2 separate regions of the Homo sapiens genome follow, and region 1 is linked to region 2. A link is a contact called in ENCODE Hi-C or POLR2A ChIA-PET data. All regions are on one chromosome and are shown on one strand. The core of a region is the stretch at or near the end of the contact, and the rest is flanking DNA. Distances in the headings are between cores, read along the strand shown. Region 1 holds the start of SCUBE2 (signal peptide, CUB domain and EGF like domain containing 2). Region 2 overlaps DENND5A (DENN domain containing 5A).

Region 1 (7,684 bases), core at 607-3,106, 46 kb after region 2:
TTGTCATTATTAATTTATGTCCTTACTGAAAGATCAAGTTAGGGAAAGGTAAAGGGGAAGAATAGCACATGTGTGATTTCTTTGCCAGGCACAAGGGCGCTGCAGGAGGCTCCCCCTAGAGTTTAATGGGCAGCTTTATGTATTTATATGCTTTAACTGGAGCTAAAGAGGTCTGTGCCACACAATGGGCAGTTTCTAGTTGGATTTTAAAAGAAATAACTTTGATCATTTCAAAAGCAATGAAGCCTGATGCAGTGGAGAGAAAAGAAGGCAGTAATTTATGGCTACCATTAAGGACACAAAGACAAAGGTGGAGAGAACGTTTCACTAACTGAAGATTTACAAATGTGTAAAAACCACCCTTATGACCAGAAATAGCTGAGTGTCTCTCTCAGCACCAAACAAAAGGGAGTGGGAGGGAGGCGCAGACAGAAAGAGGGACGCAACCTGCCTGCCTTCACTGAAAGGGTCAAAAGAAAAACAACTACAGAAAAGTTATTTTCTCAGATAGCTCCATCAAGCAGCTGCACTAGCCACAGCCCAAAGAGGCAGGCCCCCGTGGGCATGTTCGGGGGCTGGGGTGGCAGACAGTGGGTACTGAGGGTGCAGAGGCTGGGAGCTCTGGGCTGTGGATAGGCCCCAAGAAGACATAAGAGTTTTTGTGCATGAGCTAGGTGGGGATTTTTTGGTGACATCTATTTTTTTTCTGATCTCCAAAGGAATGGTGTGTGTGTGTGTGCGCGCGTGCGTGTGCCTGCATATATACATATGTGTATGTATATAATCGCAGGAGAAAATTGAATAAATACGGAGAAGCTCAGTGAAGAACATTACTATCCCTAAGTGTGATGTTTGGTTGCGTCCGGAAATTGTTACTATATTTGTTCCTGGAGTGATGGTGGGTGTATTGGGCTCCAGCCATCCGTGTCAAGTGTGATATGGGAAGACCCTGTGTACCTGTTCCCTTGCAAGGACTGTCTTTCATGGAAGGCTAGGTGCTAGGCCCTGCCTGTGTTTGAAGCTAGCCAGACCTGATGTTTATGAGTTCAGGTGATCGTAAATGCCACCTGTACTCCGGCAAAGTCGGGGCTGCTGTCTGTTGTCTCTGGTGGCTCACCTTTGACCTCTAGCCCCCTTCCCCTTAGGCTGCCCTGAGATATACATAAGTAGCTTGCAGGGATTCTAGGCCCAGTGTGCCCCACAGTGGGACAAGTGGACCAGTGCCCTCAGGGCTGTGGGATGGAGGATCCCAGAGGGCCTGGGGTGGGCAGTGTGGAGAAGGGTGCAGAGGGTGTGCTGGGGTGGGCAGAGAAGCCAGGGTCACCTTCTCCATTCAAACAGCTGTTTTCCCGAATTGGAAGTCACCCCCAATTCCTTCCACTCCCACCTCCCACCTCCCACGTGGAAAGCCCCAAGATGGCTTTGGGGTTTGGGGACTATACGGAACACTTTCTGGGCGCCCTGACCCCGAATATTTCAATCTAGAAGGGCTGTTTGTCCTCACATGAGGGCCTGGGTCGAGTTGTAACACACTGGAACAGGCGCGGCACCGAGGGCTCCGAGCGTTGGAGCGGAGCGGGGATGCGGGGGGCAGCGGGCTGGGTGCCAGGGCTGCGCGGGGCGCGAGGCACGGTGCTGCCGCCCCGCCAGGCTGACAGCCGCGCTCGGGCCACCGCGGCCGCGCCCCCTCCACCCGAGGCCGGGGAGGGGACGGGAGGAGGCCGGGCGGGGCGGCACTGCTCCCGCCTGCGCTTCCCGCCCCGGCCCGGGAGGGACCGTGTGAAAATGAGGCCGGGGCTCGGGGGGCGGGCGGGGCCGGGCCGGGGGTGGCAGCGGCAGCGGGCAGGGCGTCCGCGCACACCTCCCCGCGCCGCCGCCGCCACCGCCCGCACTCCGCCGCCTCTGCCCGCAACCGCTGAGCCATCCATGGGGGTCGCGGGCCGCAACCGTCCCGGGGCGGCCTGGGCGGTGCTGCTGCTGCTGCTGCTGCTGCCGCCACTGCTGCTGCTGGCGGGGGCCGTCCCGCCGGGTCGGGGCCGTGCCGCGGGGCCGCAGGAGGGTGAGTGTCCGGCCGCGGGGGCGCACCTGGCACAGCAGGCAGGGCCAGGAAGAGTGTTTAGGTCCCCGGCGGAGTCCAGAGCCGGGCGCGCGGGGCTCGGGGCTGGCGGCTGCAGCTCCGCGGGGGCCTCTGCTCCCCCCGGGACCTCACCCGCCGGCCGGGCCAAGGCGCCACGACCGCTGGGGCCCTGAGTCCTTCGGCCCGGCCTCGGACCCGGAGCTGCTGACGGTTCCCGCCCCGGTCCGGATGCCTCCAGAGCGCCTGCTAGTCAGACCGTCGCCGGCGAGCAGGCAGGAGGGTGCGGACCCTGGCCTTGGGGTCCCGCGCCTCAGCGTAGGCGGGGAAACTGAGGGCCGGGCCGGGCACATCCGCGAGGCGGTGGCAGCTTTGCCGTTTCTTTCTTTGGGGGCCGGCAAGTTCTGCTGATGGCTTCGGGGTGGGCTCCAGAGACTTTTCTGTCAGCGGAACAGCGCCTGTTCCGATCTGGGAATTACCCTGAAGCAGCAACAAGCCTAGGTTTTCAGCAGAGAACTTTGGTTTCCAGAGAGGACTCTGGACGTGCTGTGCTTACTGGACTTGCAATACTTTCAAAATGCTTTTGTTTTTAATTAATATCCTGGAGTAGTGTCAACCCAGGAAATACTTCTGCCAAGGCGGGTTTCCAGGTTGAGAGGATGGGCAGGGGTGGGAGTGCAGGGGGCCGGCCATGGGGACACCATCCCCGCTTCGCAGCATCTGAGAGCCCTGGATGACATCTGCTCCGATCCCGGGGCAGACTTCCCATAAATACTCTAAACCAGCGGGGTGCAATCTTTTGGCTTACCTGGGCCACAGTGGAAGAAGAAGAATTGGGCCACACATAAAATATACCAACACAAACGACAGCTGATGAGCAAAAAAAAAAAATAAATAAATAAATAAAAAAAAAATCTCATAATGTTTTAAGAAAGTTTATGAATTTGCATTGGGCCGCATTCAAAACTGTCCTGGGCTGCACGTAGCCCACGGGCTGTGTTGGACAAGCTTGCTCTGAGCTCCGAGAAAGCTGACAGACAGCTGCTTGGTGTTCAGAGCTTGTCTGTCCGTTTGGTCCTTTCCTCCTTTAGCGGGCATGTAGGTACTATTGCCTACTCACATGCCAGGTACTGCGCTGGCTTGGCATAAGGGACACAGACGCAGTCTGTTGTCAAGACATTGTCTAGTGGAGAGAGAGGAAGGAAAACAGTGACAACCCTGCCTGATGTGTGCATGCAAAGCCATACATATGCGAGCACTTGGTGAGGGCAGCTACAATGGGGGTCATGGCAGGCTTCCTGGAGGAGGTGGATTTGAGCTAAGTCCTGAAGGCCAGTAGGTGATGGTGGGGGTAATTTCACGTAGAGTGTCCGGGCTGTTCCTGGAAACAGGGACCCAGAAACAGTTTGGTTTATCCCAGGGATCCCAAGCAGCTGTAGCTTGTGAGGAGTGAAGCGGGGTGGGCTGGTGAGGATGATGCCAGACAGGGCCGAGGCCAGATCACACATGGCCTGGGAGCCTGTACCAGGTGTCAGCTGTGCTCTTTTGCAGATGTAGATGAGTGTGCCCAAGGGCTAGATGACTGCCATGCCGACGCCCTGTGTCAGAACACACCCACCTCCTACAAGTGCTCCTGCAAGCCTGGCTACCAAGGGGAAGGCAGGCAGTGTGAGGGTAAGTGCCTTGGGGACCATGTGGGGGGACTGTAGGGAAGCTCCTACCTCCTTAGCTCTTGCAGTGGCCACTTATGTTGGTAAAAGTACTGCCCCTCCTCTCCCTTTCCCCCAGCCCCTGAATCACATCACCTGCTCTCTGAAATATATTTCAGATCTTGGACTGGAAACATTAGGTCTTCCCCAGAGCTGCTCACACAGTTTTATCTGGCTCTGAAATGTCCTTTTGTCTAGCTTCTGGAAAAGAAAAGAGATGTGTTAGTATCTTTGGGTCCCACTCAGTTTTGGGGCAGAAAGTAAACATCCATGCTGATCAGGAGAGCCATGCCTGCCAGAGCAGGGCTGATCCTGCACCTCCCTGGGGCGGTTTGTACCTTTGCCCTGAAGTCTGAGTGCTAGAGAGTCCTGCCCTCCCCTACCAGCTCAGGAGGCTCCATCCTGTTTATGGCTTTGGCCACAATGTTTGGCATTGTGACGTGCCAAGCTTCAGAGTACACCAAGGACCTTCCTCGTTTGGAGTTACAGGTTCACTCTGGAGAGATGTGTGCAGAGGGGCATTTTAGCCCATAGAGCTGCAGGTCTGAGAACCTGTGGTTTGGACTCTGCCATTTTATAATCTGGACTAGAGTCATGAACTGTGAAGTTCATAGCTGGCCAGAGACTGGACACTCGAGGCTGTTCCTGGAGATGGAAATCATGACACATTGGAGCTGACTGGGCTATTCAGGTAGCTCTGGGCCAATGCTATTACTCATTTCACAGATGGGGACACTGAGGGCCAGAGGAGTTGTGGCCATGATCACACAAGTTGCCTGCAAGTGAAAGAAAGTCAGGTCTCCACCCCTAGCTCTGTCCCCAACCCCACGTTTCTCATATTTACTCAGCCTGCTGCTGTCCTTCTTTGGATGAGTGAGAAATCCCACTGTCTATAGTCATCCCTTGCAGGAAGAAATTAGATGAGGAGCACTGAACTCATCTCTGAGTATCCCTCCTTGCTCCTGGACCCAACCTTGACAAGTATGTTGGTGGCCCCTTCCTCTTCGAGAGGTTTTAAACTCTTTAGAACTTGGGCTTAACTCCCATGGGAATTGATCTTCTGAATACTTGCAGGATCTAAAGCTACACAATGAGTAAGAAAGTCCTTCCAAGTCTCTTTCCACTTCGAAAAACATATTAACTTCTTTAGATGAGGAGGAAAACTTTTTTGAGACAGAGCTTTGCTCTTGTTACCCAGGCTGGAGTGCAATGGCGCGATCTCAGCTCACTGAAGCCTCCTCATCCCCGGCCAGGAGTGTGAGACCAAGCAATTCTCCTGCCTCAGCCTCCCAAGTAGCTGGGATTACAGGCGCCTGCCACCATGTCCAGCTAATTTTTGTATTTTTAGGACAGACGGGGTTTCACCATGTTGGCCAGGCTGGTCTCAAACTCCTGACCTCAGGTGATCCACTGGCCTCGGCCTCCCGAAGTGTTGGGATTACAGGCATGAGCCACTATGCCCACCCAGAGGAGGAAAACTTTTAATGAGTGTCTATTCTGGTGCCATTTAATGGCCTAGTGTCCAGACCCTGATGTTTCAAACCAATCTGTTTCATACTGTGGCCTCTGAGTAATAAAGATTCTAAATATTGGAACAGTATATAATGCTCAGCAGTGCCTGGTACATGGTAGACACTGAATAGACATCCTTATTTTTGAATAAGTGATTGTGTAAGATGGGCTCAGTCTACTAGCACCTTGACACAAAGTCTTTTCCAACAAACAGACAAACCCACAAATGAAATATCTAGATACAGAATATACAGATGACCAAGTAGGTAAGTGACTGTCAGATGCTTTTGCAGTGTTGTAGCAATGACCTGATCCTCCCTATCCACCCATCTCCTTGTCTTAGCATAGCTGAGACAAGAAATGGGATCTTTACAATGAACTTTGTTACAAAGGAAGGGAAGACCAAAAGAAAATATAGACAGCAAATATGAATAACAGATGGGATTATGACGGGCAAGTTTGGATCTGGTGACACCCCTTGGGATATCATTCAGGGAGCTCCCCTTTGTGCATGAGGAGTGAGGCTCCCACCGCTCCCATTGGAGAAGGTGTGGTCCTGGTCAGGTGCATAGCAAGTGGGGTTGGTGATCCATCCATGAAGTAGCTCACGCTCTCTCTCTCTTTCTCTCTCTCTTCCCCCCTCCCCCTGCCATGTCATGGGAGGCCAAAAGGCTATCTCTCCCCAGAACATTTATCTGCTGATTCCTCCATACCACACACTTTCGGTATTAAATATTCTATTTGCTGTACTGGAATTCACACATGTTGGTACCCTGCTTTGGAAACAAATGTTCACTTCTTTACTATGTGGATAACTCACGTCCTCCAGTTGCTGTGTGCTCTCTGGTGGCACAAAACCATTCCACTGACTTTATTTAGATAAAGTACACTTTTAGTAAATGATGTTAAATGACAATTGGCAAGAGTTTCCTTACTCTTGGCTTTTGAGTTTGATATATTTCAAATGAAATTGAATTGCTAACAGTTTATAGTTGAATTGTTAAAAGTCTATTATTTAGTTTAAAATAACTAATGATTGACTGGCATTGTGCCATATATATATATAAATTTATTTTAAAATGATATGTGATTGTTATAAAAAGTCAAATAATACAAAATGTGTAAAATAAAAAATTAAAGAGCCTCCCATCCATTTATCCACAGATAGTCATGGTTAACAGTGAGCATACATCCTTTGTACTGTCGTTTGGAACTCAAACCCTAGAAGAATTTGATCTTTTGAATATTTGTAGTATTTACAATACTAGTAAGTAAGGATGTCCCTCTTTTTTTTTTTTTTTTTTTTTGAGATAGAGTCTTGCTCTGTCACCCAGGCTGGAATGCAGTGGTGCAGTCTTGGCTCACTGCAACCTCCGCCTCCCAGGTTCAAGCAATTCTCCTGCTTCAACCTCCCTAGTAGCTGGAATTACAGGCGTGCACCACCACACCCGGCTAATTTTTGTATTTTTAGTAGAGATGGGGTTTCACCATGTTGGCCAGGCTGGTCTCGAACTCCTGACCTCAGATGATCCACCCACCTTGGCCTCCCAAAGTGCTGGGATTATAGGCGTGAGCCACTGCGCCCGGCCAGGATGTCCCTCTTAGTTTGGATTTCTTGGTATAGGAGTACAGAAATGGAAATTTTCTCCCAAGAAGGAAAAGGAGAGGAAATGAGGATTGCAAGGATTCAAAGATGTAGATATACAAAGATGTAACTCCTTTATCCATTTCTTGGCCTATTAATTTTTGAGCCTCTTGGGACCAACCTATGGTATCATTTGGGTTGTGATTATTGCCAGCTTCACTACTCATATTTAAGTTCAGGGATGAGGATCAGGTTTACTCAGAGTAACTAGAATTTTATCTTCCATAAAGTTTTCTTCTGCCAAAATGTTGGAGAAATGTGTGAGCCCTGAATAAGTGGGTTTAAAAATAATGTGATTCAGACGTTGCTTTAGGTAATCTTTTATTCTAAATGATCTTTGCTTATTTGCTTATTTATTGTATGGTTCTTACTTCTCAGTTTGAGGAATTGAATTGGCTCACGCCTGTAATCCTAGCACTTTGGGCGGCTGAGGCAGGAGGATACCTTGAGCTCAAGGGTTTGAGACCAGCCTGGGCAACATAGTGAGACCTTCTCTCTACTAAAGGTCAAAATAATTAGCTGGGTGTAGTGGTGCGTGCCTATAGTACTAGCTACTCCAGAGGCTGAGGTGGGAGGATCACTTGAGCCCAGGAGGTGGAGGTTGCAGTGAGCTGTGATTGCGCCACTGCACTCCAGCCTGGGCAACAGAGCAAGACACTCTGTCTTAAAAAAAAAAAAAAAAAAAAACTAAAGAGATTGAATAAAGTTTAACAGGGATGAATCTAAAGTTGGCCTTTGTACAAG
Region 2 (7,516 bases), core at 2,357-4,856:
TGATCTCGGCTCACCACAACCTCCGCCTCCTGGGTTCAAGTGAGTCTCCTGCCTCAGCCTCCCGAGTAGCTGGGATTACAGGCATGCGCCATCACGCCTGGCTAGTTTTGTATTGTTAGTAGAGACGGGGTTTCTCCATGTTGGTCAGGCTGGTCTTGAACTCCTGACCTCAGGTGATCTGCCTTCCTTGGCCTCCCAAAGTGCTGAAATTACAGGCGTGAGCCACCATGCCTGGCCAACATTTAGAAGCTTACTTGTCCTAATTAAATACAGAGCATGGAAGAAGGTTTTGAGGGTCCAAAAATGAAGTGTACATTCATACAATATGCTGAAAAGGTAGAGGAGAAAGATCAGAGAAGACTTCAGGGAGGAGTTGGTATTTAAGTGAGCCTTTAATGGAAGGAAATAACAGAACGTGGCAAGGGCAGTAATAGGAAACACAGTTGAAAGGAGGGTAGGGCCCCTGAGCTGGGACAGAGAAAGATTCTTTTCATATTAGTACAAAGTTGTTTCATCAGGGGACTGAAGTAATATTAATCTGATATTATGGGTGGTATGCATTAGAGTGGACATGATTATTAGGGGCTATTCCTGTAGGTCAGGTGAGAGAGCATGAAGCTCAAATAAACTTAAGGCAGTTTATTCAGGCTGCATAAAGGGAGAGAATTGGCATAGTGGTTAAAAACAGACTCCAGAACCGCATTCACTAGGTTCAGATCTCAAGTTATCCATTTACTAGCCATGTGATCTTGGACAAGCTACTTAACTTCCATCTACCCTACTTTCTTCATCTATAAAGTGGGGATAATAATAGTACCTACCTCATATCACAGGGTTATCATGAAGATTAAATCTCTTATGTCAGTGCCAGCACATGCTGAGTGTTATGTGAGGTTAGTGCTTATTATTATTCCTGGTGGTGGTAGCTGTGGGAGGAGAGAAGCTCTGGGAGACACCAGTGGTGGGGCTGACTAGGCAGGGCGAGGGAGGCAGGGGAGGAGGAGGCTTGGAGGCTCATGACAGGGCTGATTTGGGTCAGGTTTGTTTGGTGTCCTGGAGCTGAAAGACCTCTTTGCCAGTCCCTGTTTGGGAAAGGGGGGTGTGGGGGGCTGTCAGCTTCTCCAGCTTCAGACTTAGTTCATGGTTTCCCCCTTGGCCTTGCACTAACGCTCTCTCTTCCTTTTCCTTTGCCCCTCTGACCTGCCTGGACTGCTCCCGCTCTGCCAGAGATCACCTCCTACACCACTGGATTGCCCTGCTGGCTGACTGCCCCATCACTGCACACATGTATGAGGATGTGGCACTGATCAAAGACCATACACTTGTCAATTCCTTGATTCGTGTGCTGCAGACATTGCAGGAGTTCAACATCACGCTGGAGACGTCCCTTGTCAAGGGCATCGACATCTGACCTCCCAGCACCAGCCAGCAGCAGGACTGAGAAAGACTCACCCTGCAGCTCTGACCTTTTTTCCCAAAGGGACTTAAGCGATTGTGCAGGAGTAGGAGACAAAATGTACACTCACTGTAAAAAGAAAACTAGAGGATTTTTGGAATAAATAATCTATTTTAGAGTTTATTTGCTGATTTGCTTTTTACACACTTTCATGTGAAAGAGTGATAGGGAGAGGGAGCGAGGCTGGTGCCGCTTATTTTGAAGCTGGTGCCCTCCCTCGCCGTGGCCACATGCTGGAAGCCTGAGGCCTCCCTGGACTGAGCCTGTGGCACTGCGTGCGGGACAGTTATGTTTCCTTGCCCCGTCGCATTAATGAGGCCCTTCCACATCATTTTTAAACTAATGTTTTTCTATATTAACATTATTATGGATATTTGGCTTTCATAGGCCACACACAGGTGTGCTGCGCGGGAAGCCCCATGCTCCAATCAAAGGGATTTTTAGTAGTGCCTCTAAGCAAGCACCGATGAGTCAGTCCCACGTATTTTCTTTTTTGTCAGTATTGTTTGGGAAGGAGACATGCCGGGATGTGTCATCGTGCCAAATACCACATTTCCTGTTGGCACAGTTTCACAGAAGTAAACATAAGCATGTTTTAACAGGTTTTTCTTTTCTTTTTTCTTTTTTAAAATGTTTTATTTATTTAACCCGCCATTGTGTGTTTTTAAGTATTTTCTTTTTTTAAGGAAAGGAAAAGCTTGTCACAATCTAACTGGCTATGTTATTATTATTAAATTTATGTTTTGCAACTTAGAAACCAGCTACAGTATGGCCCACTTAATAAAACACCTGAAACAAAAACTGCATGGATCACTGATTTTTATGGAGGTTTATGAGCAGTGGGTGGCTGCGGGTGCAGTTGGGTCCATCTGTGAGGATGGTCTTGTGGCATCACCTCTCTTTACCAGCAGGCTCGGGGTTGTGGCCTGCCCAGGATGCCCCTGAGGGCCTGGGGTCTCCTGGGTCCTTCTGCCCGCAGTGCTAGGAGCCTTCCTAGCTGTTATGTGGCTGATTCACATGGATGCAGACAGGGTTCTTTCCCCACTCCACAGAGGAGGAGACTGAGACACAGGAGGGAAAAGACCCGGCCAGGGGTGCAGAGGTTGTCACTTGACTGAGACAGGATGGGCCCTTTCTTGAGAGGGTAAGGGAGACCAGGTGTGGGAAGCTGGGGGTCGGGGGAAGCTCTTGAAAGAAAGGTTTGCTTTCCTGGGGATGGCAGGTGGGAGACCTTTATGAGAGGTCCAGCTTCGTTCATTTTTATTCTTCAGGCTGCTTTGGCAGGAAGCTCCAGAAGAAGTGTAACGTGATCAAGTCAGGCACCTCAGACCAATCAGTGCCCTCTTTTATGCTTTCCTGGTTTGCATGCATTTTCCCTTTGCCTGGAATGCCTCCCCTTCACCCACTTTGTGTTTGTTGTACAGGGTTTACTTTAGCAGTCACCTGCTGTGAAGTGTCCCCAATCTCCCTAGGCAGTTAATCATTCCATCCTTGTGCTCCTTCATTTTCTTAGATGCTGGCATCTCCTCTCTGGATTGTCATTGCCTGCTTTCGTGTCAGGCTCAGCCCTTGCACCGTGAGCTCCCAGAGGGAAAAGGGGGATCTCTTGCCTGTCTCCATCCCCTGGGCCTGGCAGGTGGTAAATGCTTCTGAAGAGATGAGGAGAGGGCCCAGAGAGCTGCAGCGCAGCGTCCTGCCTGCAGAGGGGGTGAGAGGCCACACTGCAGCCGTCTGCCTGGAGCCCACGGACAGAGCTTTAGTTCTCTCGGAGAAGGCCGAGGAAAGGGGAAGGAAGGTAGGCAGTACCTCTGGAGCAGGAAGTGGGATTCTTGGCTGGGCAAGAAGGGCAGCATGGAACTCAGCTGTATGTGTTTATATTGTGGGCCTAGGCCTGAGCTTACCTTAAGGCAGGTGCTGGGACCAACTATTTCCTTGCTCTTTGTAACAGCTGATCCTACTCACTTTCTACTGTGTTTTGTTTTGTAATCTTCTGCAAATCTGTTTTGGAATGATGTGTGATATAAGAGAACAGACCTGTTTAGTAGCTCAAGATTTCAAGGACATTTGAGTCAACTGCGTTCTTCCGTGTAGGGCCCAGCCAGGCCTCTCCAGTGGTCCTGGGTAAATCAGGTGTGTTTGGTTCACTCAGCAAGCAGCCCTGCCTGCCTCAGCTTCTGCACCTGCTCTACTTCAGGGCTTCCCAGGCTGTGATTTCAGGGACTGGTAAATAAACAAGCAAGCAAAGGAACTCAGGGAATTACTATAAAGCAAGCACCCTTATAATCACCACTCAGGTCAAGAATAGAACTTTGCCAGCCCCCCAGGGTCCTCCATGTTCCCCCTTCCCCATCACAGTCCCAGCACCTCCCTTCTTCCATCTTAACTTTTATAAGTAATAATTTCGTTGAGTTTCTTTATTGTTTTGTCACCCAGATGTGCATCCCTACATGCTATAGTCTTACTGTCCTTTTAAAAAAACTTGATACATCTTTTAAGTCTCTTTTAATCTAAAGGGTCCCCTCCATCCCTTTCCTTTTCTTACAAATTGTTGAAGATTTTAAGCCATTTGATCTGTAGATTTTCACAGCCTGGGTTTTTGCTCATTTCATGCCCGTGGTGCAGTTCAATATACTCCTTTATCCTCAGCATTTCCTGCAGATCAGCAGCTAGATCTAGACAATTTGCCTCAGGTTGATCCCTTTGATAAGACTCTAGGTAGTGGTGTGCTCATTTAGCAAGAAGCACGTAACATCTGTTTTTCACTTTTGTTATGTTAGCAGCCACTGATGCTCAATGCCTACATCCAGCAAGTAATTCACTGGGGATTGCAGCATGGGGATATTCTAATCTATCATTTTCTCTTCATTTATTAGATGGAATAATTTTATAAGGAGACATTGTCTCTCATCTACTGTTTGATTTCCCAGTAGAGTTTGTGTGGGAAAGGCAGATAAGTGCTTAATTCTTTCCTTTTATTTACCCAACTTTTAAGATATGAACTGGTTCTTTGTTATCCTCAGAAGGTGACTATTTTTTAAACAATATTATGAACTCATGAGTTTAGATGTATTTGATAGGCTTCATCTCATTGCAATTATTATCTTTATTGTCCTGCCTTTGGCCTTTGGGAGCCTCTTTAAGTTGGTTCCTGAGTTGTTCTGACACAACTCTAGTTGTCTTTGATATCTGCTTTGTTTTCTGGTATTGCAAGATGTTCTAGGCTCACTTTATTCATTTTCTGTCCTAGACTTGGAATCAGTCATTTCTCCAAAAAGCCCTGGTTTCCTTAAGTGGGAAATGGTATTGCAAGACCATAATTGGACACTAGAAATTCTCATTGTTACTGGTAGATCATTGGTTCTAGGCCTATTCAGTAGACAGAGCTTTGATTATATTTAAATATAACATTTTTATACATTTAATATAGACATCTAGAAACATATATAGTAAATATGTATTTTTAAAGATAGTGAAGGTCTTGGAATTATATATGTTAAATGCATATATAAATATGTATGTATACATGAGTGTGTATACACACATGCATCTATGGTACCCCATGATTTTACAGTGTTCTTTCTGATTCCAATTCAGGATTATAGGGTGCCTTTGTCCATTTAATGCGGCTACAAAGGAATACCTGAGGCTGGGTAATTCTTAAAGAAAAGAGGCTTAGTTGGCTCATCGTTCTGCAGGCTTTACAGGAAGCATGATGCTGGTACCTGCATCTAGTGAGGGTCTCAAGCTGCTTCCACACATGGTGGAAGAGGAAGGGTGTGCAGAATCACATAGCAAGAGAGGGGTGAGAGAGACGAAGGAGGCTGGGCTCAGTGGCTCACACCTGTATTCTCAGCACTTTGGGAGGACGAGGTGGATGGATCACTTGAGGTCAGGACTTCAAGACCAGCCTGGTCAGCGTGGCGAAACTGACTATGAGATTTGGAGGGATCAAACCAAACTATAACATACTTTTACTTTTTTTTTTTTTTTTTGGAGATAGGGTCTCACTCTGTTGGCCAGGCTGAAGCACAGTGGCACGATCATGGCTCACACAGCCTTGACTTCCCAGGCTCAAGTGATCCTGCCTCAGCCTCCTGAGTAGCTGGGACTACAGGTGTGCACCACCACAACCAACTAATTTTTAAATTTTTTGTGGAGACAGGGTCTCACTACATTGCCCAGGCTGGTCTTGAACTCCTGGGCTCAAGCAGTCCTCCTGCCTGGCTTCCCAAAGTGTTGGGATTACAGGCATGAGCCACCATGCCTGGCTTAACTTCTTATATATTACATCTGTATCTCTTTTTTCCATAATGAGAACCCTAGGTTTGAAGGGCAGAGAAATTGGTAGAATAAGAAGATCCCCTAATTAACCATTTGCTTTATCCCACATTATAAACACAGCCATCTCAGAATAACAATACTAATGCTTCTACTACCAATTATGATCATGGAAAACAGTTAAACTTTTTTTGGTATGTTATTCCCATCCTTCCCCCTCAAGCCTGGCCCACCCCGCTGCCCCACCCTTTTCTTTGAGACAGGGTCTCACTCTGTCACCCAGGCTGGAGTGCAGTGGCACAATCTTGGCTCACTGCAGCCTCAACTTCCCAGGCTCAAGCAATCCTCCCACCTCAGCCTGAGTAGCTGAGACTACAGGTGCACACCACCATGCACAGCTAATTTTTGTATTTTTTGTAGAGACGGGGTTTTGCCATGTTGCCCAGGCTGGTCTTGAACTCTTGGGCTCAAGCAATCTGCCCACCTCAGTCTCCCAAAGTGTTGGGACTACAGGCGTTAGCCACTGCACCCGGCCAAGCCCTTATGTTTTATTTTTATGTATTTATCTGTGGCTCGCTGCAACCTCCACCTCCCAGGTTCAAACAATTCTCCTGCCTCAGCCTCTTGAGTAGCTGGGACTACAGGTGCGTGCCACTACTCCCGGCTAATTTTTTGTATTTTTAGTAGAGACAGGGTTTCACCATGTTACCAGGATAGTCTCAATCTCCTGACCTCGTGATCCACCCGCCTTGGCCTCCCAAAGTGTTGAGATTACAGGCGTGAGCCACCTTGCCCGGCTAGCCCCTATGTTTTAGTAGAGGTACTCTATCTTTGAGAGATCATATATTATTTCTGTCAACTTGGGTTTTTTTGAGAAGCAGATGCCAAGACAAAGGAAACACCTGTGAGGGCTAAAGAGCAAGGGAGCAAGAGTAGGCAGGGAGAGGCTTTAGATCCAGGGGCCAGGCTGACCCCTGGGAGAGGACAGAGGGAGGAAGGACTGGGAAGGAAGTCTTAGACCATAGACCAGCTCTGAGAAGAATCTCAGTGAAGTTGATGGGGAGTCCCTGGCAAAAAGCTGCTCATGAGAGGAGTCCACTTTGGGCAAGACTGGGCACACCAGTAATCCTGTTGTGCTCAGTTGTTGTCTAGAAGCAGAGCCTAGAGGAAGTGTGGCTTCTGCATTCACAGGGGAAGCAGCTGGGGGCTGCCATTAATTATGACTCCTCTGGGCACTTTGTCAGGTTTTCTTGAAGGAGACTTGAGTGATGCAGCTCCACAACCTGCACAGTCTGCCCCTTATACTGCACAGATCCTCTTTTCCACAATGCACCCATGTTTCTTTCCATGGTTTCCCGACGGGAAACCTAGAAGAGGGAGCTTTGGGGAACAAATTACAATCACCATTGATGAAGTTAGTCTTGGGGCCATGGTTGGTACTTACCTTCTCCCTTCTGCGCTATCCTAAGTTCCCATCACCTTCAGCTATCACTTCAGTGGGGCTTGGCTTGCTTAGTGGTATAACCCCAACCTTCATTCCTGAGAGGTCCAAGCCCTTGGTCATCATACTCTTCTTGACCAGGGTTGCTGCAAATGTCCACTTAGAGTTACAACTGGACAAGGGAGTACCAAGAGATACCCAAATGGATCATTTGGGCTTCACATTATTTTAGCCCCTACTGATGTATAAAAACAGCGCGACCACGTCCTGCTATTCAAGCTCAGTCATCTCTGCCATGATGGTGACTCTTTTCTTGTCTACTCATTCTTAGATACAAGGAG

What was found. A loop is a pair of places that touch in the nucleus more often than their neighbours do. ChIA-PET counts read pairs that join two places held with the same protein, here RNA polymerase II (POLR2A). Pooled maps may share reads with other maps.
Region 1: a map of endothelial cell of umbilical vein shows a loop between it and region 2 (4-fold over the local background). The contact joins the promoter of SCUBE2 here to the enhancer-like site in region 2. A Hi-C loop is called at or near these places in 6 of 168 maps with a recorded cell type or tissue (GM12878, K562, endothelial cell of umbilical vein and 3 more), 3 of 37 single-sample maps with no recorded cell type and 10 of 50 pooled maps. POLR2A ChIA-PET finds 5 or more read pairs at or near these places in 2 of 52 experiments (BJ and WTC11).

Annotation. Positions count from the first base shown.
Region 1 is chr11:9,085,771-9,093,454 of GRCh38, reverse strand. It overlaps SCUBE2 (signal peptide, CUB domain and EGF like domain containing 2), which reads left to right and starts at 1,856. Exons shown (of 23, transcript NM_001367977.2): 1 at 1,856-2,059; 2 at 3,626-3,748. The coding sequence starts at 1,927. MIR5691 (microRNA 5691) reads left to right here and starts at 3,076; the gene lies at 3,076-3,143.
Region 2 is chr11:9,133,566-9,141,081 of GRCh38, reverse strand. DENND5A (DENN domain containing 5A) reads left to right here. Exons shown (of 23, transcript NM_015213.4): 23 at 1,228-2,257. The coding sequence ends at 1,411. Among named protein-coding and RNA genes, the nearest start is that of SCUBE2, 46 kb to the right of the region's middle. RefSeq lists enhancers at 1,766-2,060, 2,874-3,063. Within about 2 kb of position 3,606, at least 15 of the 41 ENCODE cell types and tissues checked have a DNase peak (open chromatin) inside an H3K27ac peak, as active enhancers do.